4 separate regions of the Homo sapiens genome follow, and all the other regions are linked to region 2. A link is a loop called in an ENCODE intact Hi-C map of the cell type or tissue named here. Cell type or tissue: mammary epithelial cell. All regions are shown on one strand.

Region 1 (2,500 bases), 160 kb after region 2:
AGGGACCCAAAGTCGTTTGGTGGCTGCCTAGGACTAGGGGTGGGAGAGCAGGTGGGGAGAATGGGAAGTGATTACCAAAGGGTCTGGGATTTCTTTTTGAAGGGATGAAAACATTTTCAAATTGATTGTGGTGGTGTTTGTACAATTCTGTGAATATACTATAAGCCACTGAATTGTACAGTTTACATGATGAATTGCATGATATGTAAATTATATCTCAATAAAGCTGTGATATTAAAATGAACAAACACGACATACAAGAAAACAAATGAATAGGCCGGGTGTGGTGGCTCATGCCTGTAATCCTAGCACTTTAGAGGGCCGAGGAGGGCGGATCACTTGAGGTCAGGAGTTCGAGACCAGCCTGGCCAACATGGTGAAACCCCGTCTCTACTGAAAATGCAAAAATTACCTTGTAATCCAGCTATTCGGGAGGCTGAGGCAGGAGAATCGCTTGAACCCAGGAGGCAGAGGCTGTAGTGAGCCGAGATTGTACCACTGCACTCCAGCCTGGGCGAGAGAGCGAGACTCCATCTTAAAAAAAAAAAAAAAAGAAAACAAACAGAAACCGTCTTTCCAAGTTGTATACTTCCAGGCTTTTCCTTTCCCTCTTTTCTTTTACTGTTCATTCAGTGGCTAAGCAGCTACTTTTCGAGCACCCATGACAGGGCCAGGCCTCAGCCCTATCTATGTGATGAGGAAGCTGAAGGAAGAAGACAGAGGCAGTCCCTGTTCTCCTGGGGCTTGACCTAGAGTGTGGCAGGGAGGGAGAGAAAGGGTGGGAGTCATCACACTCAATAAATACACACACTAATCAGTAAGAGGTATAACTGGAGATAGAGATGACATTTTCTGCAATAGGCTGTGTCACTGACAGTGAGGGGGTGGCTGCTTTAGAGGGGTGGCCAAGGAGGCCTGAAGTTAGAGGAAGCCATGGCAGTATTTTGGCCACGAGGCTCCTAGACAAGGATGAAACAGAAGGAAAAGGCCTGTGACAATGTGTTCAAGGGCAGTGAGAAGGCAGGAGTGGCAGAAGTGCAGTGTGAAGAGGGCCAGAGGTGAGGTTGGTGGAGCAACCAGGACCCAGATCCTGCAGAACCCTGCAGGCTGTGGTCAAGCATCTGGATCTTATCCTCAGTGCGATGGAAATTTTGGGGCAGTTCTGAGCCACTGAGTGATCTGAGCTCTCATTCAGCCTCCAGAGTGACCAATAGACTACATAGGTAGGAATCCACCACTGTGTTTTCAAGGTAACCCCCTCTCTCCTTAAGTGTGGCACTTTGTCATATCCTTACTCATCACAAAGGGTTCACTGTGGGCCCAAGCAAAGAATGATGTAACAAACTAAGTGAAGCAAGAGTTGTTCTGAAAATCAAGAAGATACTGAGAACATCTCACTAGTACATAGACTCAGAAACAAGTGTGGATCACAAAGGCAGGCCTATATCAGCCCTTAACAGACACATGGGCCAAGTCCTAACATCACCAGAAGTCATGTGCCAAGTGTGGCTTCTCTGGAGAGACCTATTTGGAATGCTCACCCTGCTTTGCTGTCTATGTCTTTGATGCTCGTGAAGCCCGCCCCATCCTGCAGCTTTATTTGTCAAGGGATCAATCACATGAGCTTGCCCAGACTTGTTTGAAGAGAAGCTGGCAAAAGTAGAAAGCAGCGAGATTTCCACTGGGGTGCTTGGAAAAAGTTTTTCATTTTCATTTGCAAAGCGTAGTAGCATCAAGGTCAGCTTCCAGCTTCCATAAGTTGAAGTAACACGTAGGTCTTTGAATTTATCAGTAAAACTCTATTTGTATCTATTTCTCCTTCCTGCAATATTAATAGTGCTGACCAATGTCTAACTGTCTTTTGAGAGGCTTCCTAAACAGGCATTCTCTTACCAGCAAATGGAGTGATATTCCCTCAGATGTCATCAGTGTCATGTCCAGTGGCAGACAACAGGGCTTTTTCATGGTCTCTTTGGTGTGTGTGTGTGTGTGTGTGTGTGTGTGTGTGTGTGTGTGTGTGTGTGTGTTTAAAGCTGCTTCTAAAATATCATCACTTATTGCTTCTCAGCCTTTTGGCTAAAATCAAGTGTAAAATATCACCACTTTAGAGCTAAAAGAAAAGGGATCAAAATTCCACAACTTGGTTTGAAAAAAAAGTGAGAATCAGCAATGATTGTGCCCACAGAAATGCCGAGGCAGGCGAGTGGTCTCTGTGCATCTTTAGGGGGCTCCAGGGCCTGGCCTCCCCACCAACTTTTCTTCCCAGAAGGCAATGTGCCTGATAGAAAAGAACTAGAATCAACAAGGAGAACGTTTTTTTTTAAAGAATCAGAACTCTCTGTTCTTTTTTCTGCCTAGACTTGTTTTACTCCTTCCTTGTTATTCCTGGAAAAATGCTGTTGTAATCATCTCTTCCAAAGTGAGTTACTCTGCTCTGTCTTAAGGGGAAAAAATGCTCTTCCCCAAGGAACAAATAAAATAAATGCCTTCAGTCCTTGTT
Region 2 (2,500 bases):
AGGCTTGTATGCAATGTGTAATGTTTCCAAGAGTATTATTTTGTTATTTAAACCTGTTAGTAGTAAAAATAAACAAAGACAATCCCTCACCCCCAACATCAAGCCCTGAAAAGGACTGAGTGTTGGCTTCAGAGGATGGAGGTGTGAGGAGAGAAGGTGACGTTGCCCCTGCTCTGCAGGGCTGCGGGGGAGTGAGGCCTGGAGACAGCAGATGTGGCTGCAGGAGCAGAGCTGCTGAGATGGTCCTTTGGGCCTCGTAGAGGCAAAGGCTGTGATGTCCACAGCTCCCTGGTCCCCCTCTGAGTGGCAGCTGGGATGGATAGTTCCCACACCTGTTCCCTTGTCCCATCTCAAGGGCCTGCATCTGACTTTGCTTCCTGCCTGAAGGCTCTTTCTAGATTTACAGAGGCTTCTAAAAGCTGTGTCTAGAGCAGCCTGCAAGCCCAGCACTTAATGCCCCAAGGGGCAATCCTCATCCCAAGAGGGATGATAGTTGGTGGGAAAATACCGCATTTCCCTGCCTCTCAATGGGCCAGTTCTAAAGTGCCTTCTACATAATTCCTCAGAGTGTCCCTGGTAGGATGGAGCCGTGGTTGGGTTGCTCTGGTGGCAGCCTACTCATTAACACATTGATTTTTGGCTTTTCTCCCTCCCTTATGTTCCTCTCTTCCCAGTTTGTGCTTCTTGAGGTCAACTCTTAAATAAACTACCTCTACTCAAGTCTTTGCCTCAGGGCTTTAGAGAGGGCCCAAACTAAGACAGAAGAAAGAGAGTCCAGATGGACATAGTGGTTCATACCTGCAGCCCCAACCACTCAGGAGGCAGAGGCACGAGGATCACTTGAGCACAGGAGTTAAATCCAGCCTGGGCAACTCAGTGAGACCCCATCTCTAAATAAATAAATAAACAAATAAGGAAAGGAAGCCTAGATTGAGACCCTGAAACCCCCTGCAGGTGTTAACACAGGCAAATACTATGAAAATGTTATTTAAAATGCAAAAAATAGAAAATTCAGAAATTGTTTCTAAAGCTCCAAGGTTAAATGTAATAGGGGAAACTGCATTATAAATTTTAAGGAAAAATATTAATAGGTCACAGGAGAAATGCCCCATTACTCTACCTTTCTAATTTTTCATGAATTCATCACAGACAGTGAACTCCCCAGGAGCCAGATGCAAATACAGGATCCAATCATCTGAGAGTGAATTCAGTATGTAGTTGCATTCTAGAATCTTTTTTTTTTTTTTTTTCCTGATTCCCTTCAACTTTTATGAGACTTTGGTGGGTGAATCCAAAACATTCTTTGTAGCTGACTCAGATGTGGAGGGAAGCCTGGGCTAGTTTCTGATACTTTTGGGGCTTGAGGACTTTGGAGATTAACTTGGCTCTACAGATGGTTGGCTGATGAGGTCACTAAGGAGGGTGACTCAGCTGGTTCCCCGGGTGGACACAGCCCAATCCAGAAGGTGGATGGCTCTTGGTTTTGACCCAGTCTTTCTGGATTCCTGAGGAATTGTGTAGACTATAAGCTTCAGGAGGCCAGGGACTATGTCTTGTTTTGTTCACTGTGTTCTGTTCACTACATGATGTTTTGCTTCCAACATCTTGCACAGTGTTTAGCATACAATAGTTGTTTAATAAATATTTGCTGAGTTAATGTAGAATGAACCAAGGATGACTCAGCATCAGCCTGAACTTTCCCAGGGTATAGTAGTAATGGAAACATATTGCTGTGAGACCAAATCTCTGGGTGAGGGTGGAAGAGTTTTAGCTCTGTAATTAATTACGGTTCGTTCCATTTATGACACTTGAGTCTCTCTGCAACATTTTAAGAGTATTTTATAGCTATAACAAAATTAGAAAATACAGAAGATTATATTTAGAACAATTTTGCTATTAATAAATGGTGTTTTTTTGTTTTTGTTTTTGTTTTTTTTGAGATGGAGTCTCACTCTGTCACCAGGCTGGAGTGCAGTGGCGCAATCTCGGCTGACTGCAACCTCTGCCTCCCAGGTTCAAGTGATTCTCCTGCCTCAGCCTCCCGAGTAGCTGGGACTACAGGCACGGACCACCACACCCAGCTAATTTTTTTGTATTTTTAGTGTGATGGGGTTTCACCATGTTGATCAGGATGATCTTGATTTCTTGACCTCGTGATCCACCCACCTCAGCCTCCCAAAGTGCTGGGTTTACAGGCATGAGCCAATAAATGTGTTATTAATGAACATCATCATGAGGCACAGCCCTTGAAGTCAAACAATTCATTAGTGGGTAGAAAAACAGGTGCCAATAAAATCCTCTGGGCTACTAGGGATAGAATATTATCCTTTATGGTCCTTTAGTAACTTCAAAGTGTTAATTTGGGGTGCTTTGAAGTAATTTATACATTAGGAAGAATCTGGAAATCAGGTGTTTTCTTTTAATACATGAAAAACTCATTCTGGGTGCAGTGTCTCATGTCTATAATCTCAGCACTTTGGGAGGCCAAGGTGGGAGGATT
Region 3 (2,500 bases), 93 kb after region 2:
AACCCGAGGTTGGGCATGGAAAACAAACAGCTGGAAATTTGTGTTGGGTATTACGGAAAAATGCAGGGAACAGGAGAACATCAGAAAAGAAAGAGAGGGCAGGGTGGCTCATGCTTGTAATCCCAGCACTTTGGGAGGCTGAGGCGGGAGGATTGCTTGAGGCCAGGAGTTGGAGACCAGCCTGGGCAACATAATGAGATCCTGTCTCTAGAATTTTTATTTATTTTTGATTTTATTTTATTTTTTTTTGAGACAGAGTCTCGCTCTGTCCCCCAGGCTGGAGTGCAGCGGCATGATCTCAGCTCACTGCGAGCTCTGCCTCACGGGTTCAAGCGATTCTCCTGCCTCAGCCTCTCGAGTAGCTGGGATTACAGGCATGTGCCACCATGCCTAGCTAATTTTTTGTATTTTTAGTAGAGATGGGGTTTCACCATGTCAGCCAGGATGATCTTGATCTCCTGACCTCGTGATTTGCCCGCCTTGGCCTCCCAAAGTGCTGGGATTACAGGCGTGAGCCACCACTCCCAGCCTCTAGAAAATATTTTTTAAAATAACCGGGCATGGTGGTGCATGCCTGTCATTCCAGCTCCTCAGAAGGATGAGGTGAGAGGATCACTTGAGCCCAGGCATTGGAGGTTGCAGTGAGCTATGATCGTGCCACTGCACTCCAACCTGGAAGACAGAGCAAGACCCTGTCTCAAAAAAGAGAGTGAGAGAGAGAATGAAAATCATCAAGGGGAAGCTGAGGCAGACAGAAGCAAACAAAGCCAATAGGGTTAAGGAACAATTTATAAGCAAACAAGATCCTATTATGGATTTATTTAAATGATTTGAAAAACCAGACTCAGAACAGACTTACCCAGTTCAAACACTGTGTAATTGTAATACTGAAACATTGCAAGATCCCAATTTATTGAAGAGAGATTATATTTGGTTTGTAGTGTTATACTAAGTCAGGAAAACAAACCAATTGATTTTATAAATAACTTTAGTACGGGTGGGAACAAGGAGGTGTGATAATTAAAGATGTACTTAGAAATTCTAGAACGTCTTTTAAATGGGCAATTAAAAGTCTCTTGGTACAATATTGCCCTCTTCTGGACAATACTAATGATGCTCAAAATTTTAGAATCTTTCCCTAATCTCCTCCTTCATCATCAATTAGAAGTGAACTGTCATGAGTAGACAGGATAGGGATTTGTTCAGTGGCAAAAGAGGTAATTTGGGGATTAAGGACCATAAATGTCATTCAAGATGCCTGACTATGAATTGCATGCAGACTTTGCCACACATCTATCGAAAATATAAATGTAGATACACTATTTTTGAAAACAAAACGTTTAAAACTTGAAACATCAAAACAAAGAGAAAAACAAACTACCAGATAATTTAAAAATTTCTGAATCATATTCAGGTTCCAGCAGTGCTTGTGACCCAGCTGGTACCATCAACTCCAATTTGGTAAGTAGACTATAAAAGGGTTGCAATTCTAACTATCTCTATTATTCTCATGCATATTAAGGACTAACAGTGTGGGCACTTCCAGAAATTAAAATAAGACCCAAGGCTAAATTGCTTAAAGAGGTCATTGTTGTTTTTCAAAGAGCATATGTGATTTTGTGATTTTTTTTTTCAAAAACAAAAGAATAAGATTTAGTTAAACTTGTTACTCTGGAGTCCTAGAGTTTAACTCTTACTGCAGGTTTGTAGGTTACTCAGAGGGTGTTGCCTCTGTGGAGCCCTGCATGTAAGTCTGACAAACATAATTAATAACATTGAGAAAATCAATGGCCAAGGACACATTAAATAAAGTTGGCTGTGTACAAAATAATTACAATTTATTTTATATTATTCCAAGCACAATACCATGGTATTCTGAACATTTTTTTTCTTTTTCTTTTCTTTTCTTTCTTTTTTTTTTTTTTTTTTTTGCTCTTGTCGCCCAGGCCGGAGTGCAGTGCCGCGATCTCAGCTCACTGCAACCTCCGCCTCCTGGGTCAAGCGATTCTTGTGCCTCAGCCTCCGAGTAACTGGGATTACAGGCACGCCCCACCACACCTGGCTAATTTTTGTATTTTTAGTAGAGATGGGGTTTCACCATGTTGGCTAGGCTGGTCTCGAACTCCTGACCTCAGGTGATCCACCTGCCTCAGCCTCCCAAAGTGCTGGGGTTACAGGCGTGAGCTACCACACCCGGCCTATTCTGAACAATTTTCTGAGATAATTTAGAAATTGTCTGTCTTCTTGGCCTCAGAGCCTAGAGATGCCGACTTCCAGGCACAGAATGGATGGAGTGAAAGAGGTTCTGCCATCCTTCCCATAAGCCTTGATGACATTGATGCAAGGCTGTGAATCTTGCATATTACAAAAGCACTCTCAGATAAACAATTCTTTACTGATTTTCAACATGTTAAATATTCAGACATTTTTTCTATTTAAATTGGTAGTCTATGCTGTAACAGTATCAACAGACACTGACAATGTTATAAATAAGAGTGAT
Region 4 (2,500 bases), 78 kb after region 2:
ACCAGCCAGCACCTGGATCTTGGACTTCCCAGCCTCCAGAACTGGAGAAATAAATTTCTATTGTTTAAGCCCACCAGTCTATGGTATTTTGTTATGGCAGCTCAAGGTGACTAATACGTATCCTTCTAGGTTCAAGACTAGGAAAAGAGTATACTTTCCACCAGGACACATCTGGTTCTGATTGGACCACATGCCAGTTCTGGAATTAGTCCTGTGGCCGTGGAATTCAGTGCTCTGACTGGCCAAACCTGAGTCTTCCCCCATATCCACAGAACTAGAAGTGGGGTCAACACCATCTGAACAGCATGAATGGAGCAAGGGAAGAGAGGTACCCCCATGGTAAAATCAAGGTGCCATAGCCAAGACAGGGTGGCAAAACTATGTGTCAGTAAAATCCTCAGCTCTTTGAGAAAACATAGTTCCCCAAAGTGACCAATCCTAAGAAAGATTGGGAAACCCTGTGAGGTCTAACTGTAGCATTCTTTTCCTTAAGAAACTGACATCTGACATAAAAAGCTCTTTAATCAGCTGCAGTACATGAATATAATGTCTTATCTCTTATTTTAAATGGTTGGAGCCAGGACTCCCTTTTAAAAATAAGTGTTTATCTTCCCATTGATTTTTTTTTAATTTTTAAAATTTTTAGATGGGATCTCATTATATTGCCCAGGCTGATCTTTAACTCCTGAGCTCAAGCGATTCCCCCACCTCTGCTCCCAAAGTGCTGGGATTATAGGCATGAGCCACCATGCCTGGCCTCATTGATATTTTTGGTAGAGTTGATTTGGACCTCTGCTTCTAAAGGTCTACCAAACTCTTCTGACCTCACCGGAAGCATGAGAGGGAAAAGACTATCAAGCCTCTCAGAGAGGGACTGGAGGACACCAGCAGGCATGCTTCTGGCCCCGGTGGGTGAAGGTCTGGGGTCAGCCTCTGCTGGATTCTCTGTGGTCTAAAGTCGTGGCTCAAGTGAAGGACTAATACATACACATCCAGCCTTGGAGAAGCCTGCCCATGCTTAAGAGCTGTTTTCTGAGCTGTGCAAGAAATTCACTGCCTCGTGTGCTGTTGAGGTGTACCTTGCAGTTTGTTGTTTTGGGTTTGAACCATTCTGGTAAGAGTTTGGGAGGATGCAACATTTTGTCTGTGATGGCCTTCCTTGTCTTGTAACTACCTTTTTTTCTGATAGCTATTGTGATTTTTTTTTTTAGAGGGAATTGATTACTTGACCCACTGAAATTTACAACCAATCACCATGGCCCACAATGGTGTATCAGCTGACCCAGTATATTCTAGCCAAAAAGTGTTCTTACTGCTTTGCTCTTTCTTGCTTTAAAAACTTTCAAAATCTGGCCAGGTGTGATGGCTCATGCCTGTGATCCCAGCACTTTGGGAGGCCAAGTTTGGTGCACCACCTGAGGTCAGGAGTTCTAGACCAGCCTGGCCAATGTGGTAAAACCCCGTCTCTACTAAACAATACAAAAATTAGCTGGGCGTGGTGGCACATGCCTGTAATCCCAGCTACTCGGGAGGCTGAGGCACAAGAATTGCATGATCCCGGGAGGCAGAGGTTGCAGTGAGCCAAGATCGCACCACTGCACTTCAGCCTGGGCAACAGAGCGAGACTCCGTCTCAAAAAAAAAAAAAAATTCAAAATCTTCTTTAAAGAGAATTTTAAAACCCTTCTAAGCTGCTTTTGCCAACTGTAGTCCTGGATTTATGTTTTGCATTAAATTAATTTACTCCAGACTTTCCTAAGTACAATGCAGTATTTTTTTCATTTTGACTTTGACTCACTGAAGTGCCCTATGGTTTTCTTTCTTGGGGAATTAATCAAATTATATATATGAGATCAGATTTGAGAACTGTCTATATGTATATAAAATATATATTTATGTTTGTGGGTTTTTTGACTCTATCTTCAACCACAGAATACAACTGTTAATTTGGTTATTTAGGGGGTTTACTCTTCCCTCTTTCTCCTCCCCATCCCTCATTCCTGCCTTCGTCTCCTCCTTTTTTCCGCTATTCTTCATTTTTTTCTTCCTCTTCCTCTTCCTCTTTTCCTCCTTTCTATTCCCCTTTCCCCTCCTTTTCTGGAGCAGCTTGCTAGGCAGCAGCTAGTTAGTACTGGGAACAGAGGGTAGGAAGGCAGGAATGCGGAAACGGGTGGTCCTTTCATGACATGAACTGAAGGCACCCGGAAGTGCAGCTTCCCCCAACCCCACCGACATGACCTGACCCAGGGCCCAGAACCATCCCCATTAGAGTCTGATGTAGTCTTTGGGTTGTGGTATCCGGTCTTTCTTTAGAAAAGTCCTATAAATATGTTGTCAGTGAGAGATTAACCTCCTCCTCCCTGTTAACATACTCTCCTGAGTCAGACACCGGCCGGGGAGGAGAAGTGCCCTGCTGACGAGGAATGGTGCCAGGGAAGGTTTTGGCCGTGATGCTCCTGGGAGAAGCTCCCAGCCTTTCCAGGGCAAAACCAGAGACCACT

The links. A loop is a pair of places that touch in the nucleus more often than their neighbours do. Peaks named below come from ENCODE experiments on the same cell type or tissue, not always from the same donor. Only the 100,000 strongest peaks of a DNase experiment are listed, where the experiment ranks them.
Region 1: a loop joins it to region 2, with 4 times the contacts of the local background. A loop is called at or near these places in 2 of 110 quality-filtered maps.
Region 3: a loop joins it to region 2, with 5 times the contacts of the local background. A loop is called at or near these places in 14 of 110 quality-filtered maps.
Region 4: a loop joins it to region 2, with 3 times the contacts of the local background. A loop is called at or near these places in 5 of 110 quality-filtered maps.

The regions. Positions count from the first base shown.
Region 1 is chr18:23,882,073-23,884,572 of GRCh38, forward strand. All of the region lies in intron 40 of LAMA3 (laminin subunit alpha 3), which reads left to right. Among named protein-coding and RNA genes, the nearest start is that of LINC02958, 99 kb to the right of the region's middle. In mammary epithelial cell, no CTCF peak of the experiment used is centred here; DNase peaks (open chromatin) are centred at 719 and 1,329; H3K27ac peaks cover 2,129 bases.
Region 2 is chr18:23,718,437-23,720,936 of GRCh38, forward strand. All of the region lies in intron 2 of LAMA3 (laminin subunit alpha 3), which reads left to right. Among named protein-coding and RNA genes, the nearest start is that of LAMA3, 30 kb to the left of the region's middle. RefSeq lists enhancers at 1,532-2,032, 2,033-2,500. In mammary epithelial cell, no CTCF peak of the experiment used is centred here; a DNase peak (open chromatin) is centred at 1,395; H3K27ac peaks cover 2,500 bases.
Region 3 is chr18:23,811,643-23,814,142 of GRCh38, forward strand. It overlaps LAMA3 (laminin subunit alpha 3), which reads left to right. Exons shown (of 75, transcript NM_198129.4): 14 at 1,415-1,461. Among named protein-coding and RNA genes, the nearest start is that of LAMA3, 120 kb to the left of the region's middle. In mammary epithelial cell, a CTCF peak has its summit at 1,099 (motif pointing left); no DNase peak of the experiment used is centred here.
Region 4 is chr18:23,796,081-23,798,580 of GRCh38, forward strand. All of the region lies in intron 12 of LAMA3 (laminin subunit alpha 3), which reads left to right. Among named protein-coding and RNA genes, the nearest start is that of LAMA3, 110 kb to the left of the region's middle. In mammary epithelial cell, no CTCF peak of the experiment used is centred here; no DNase peak of the experiment used is centred here.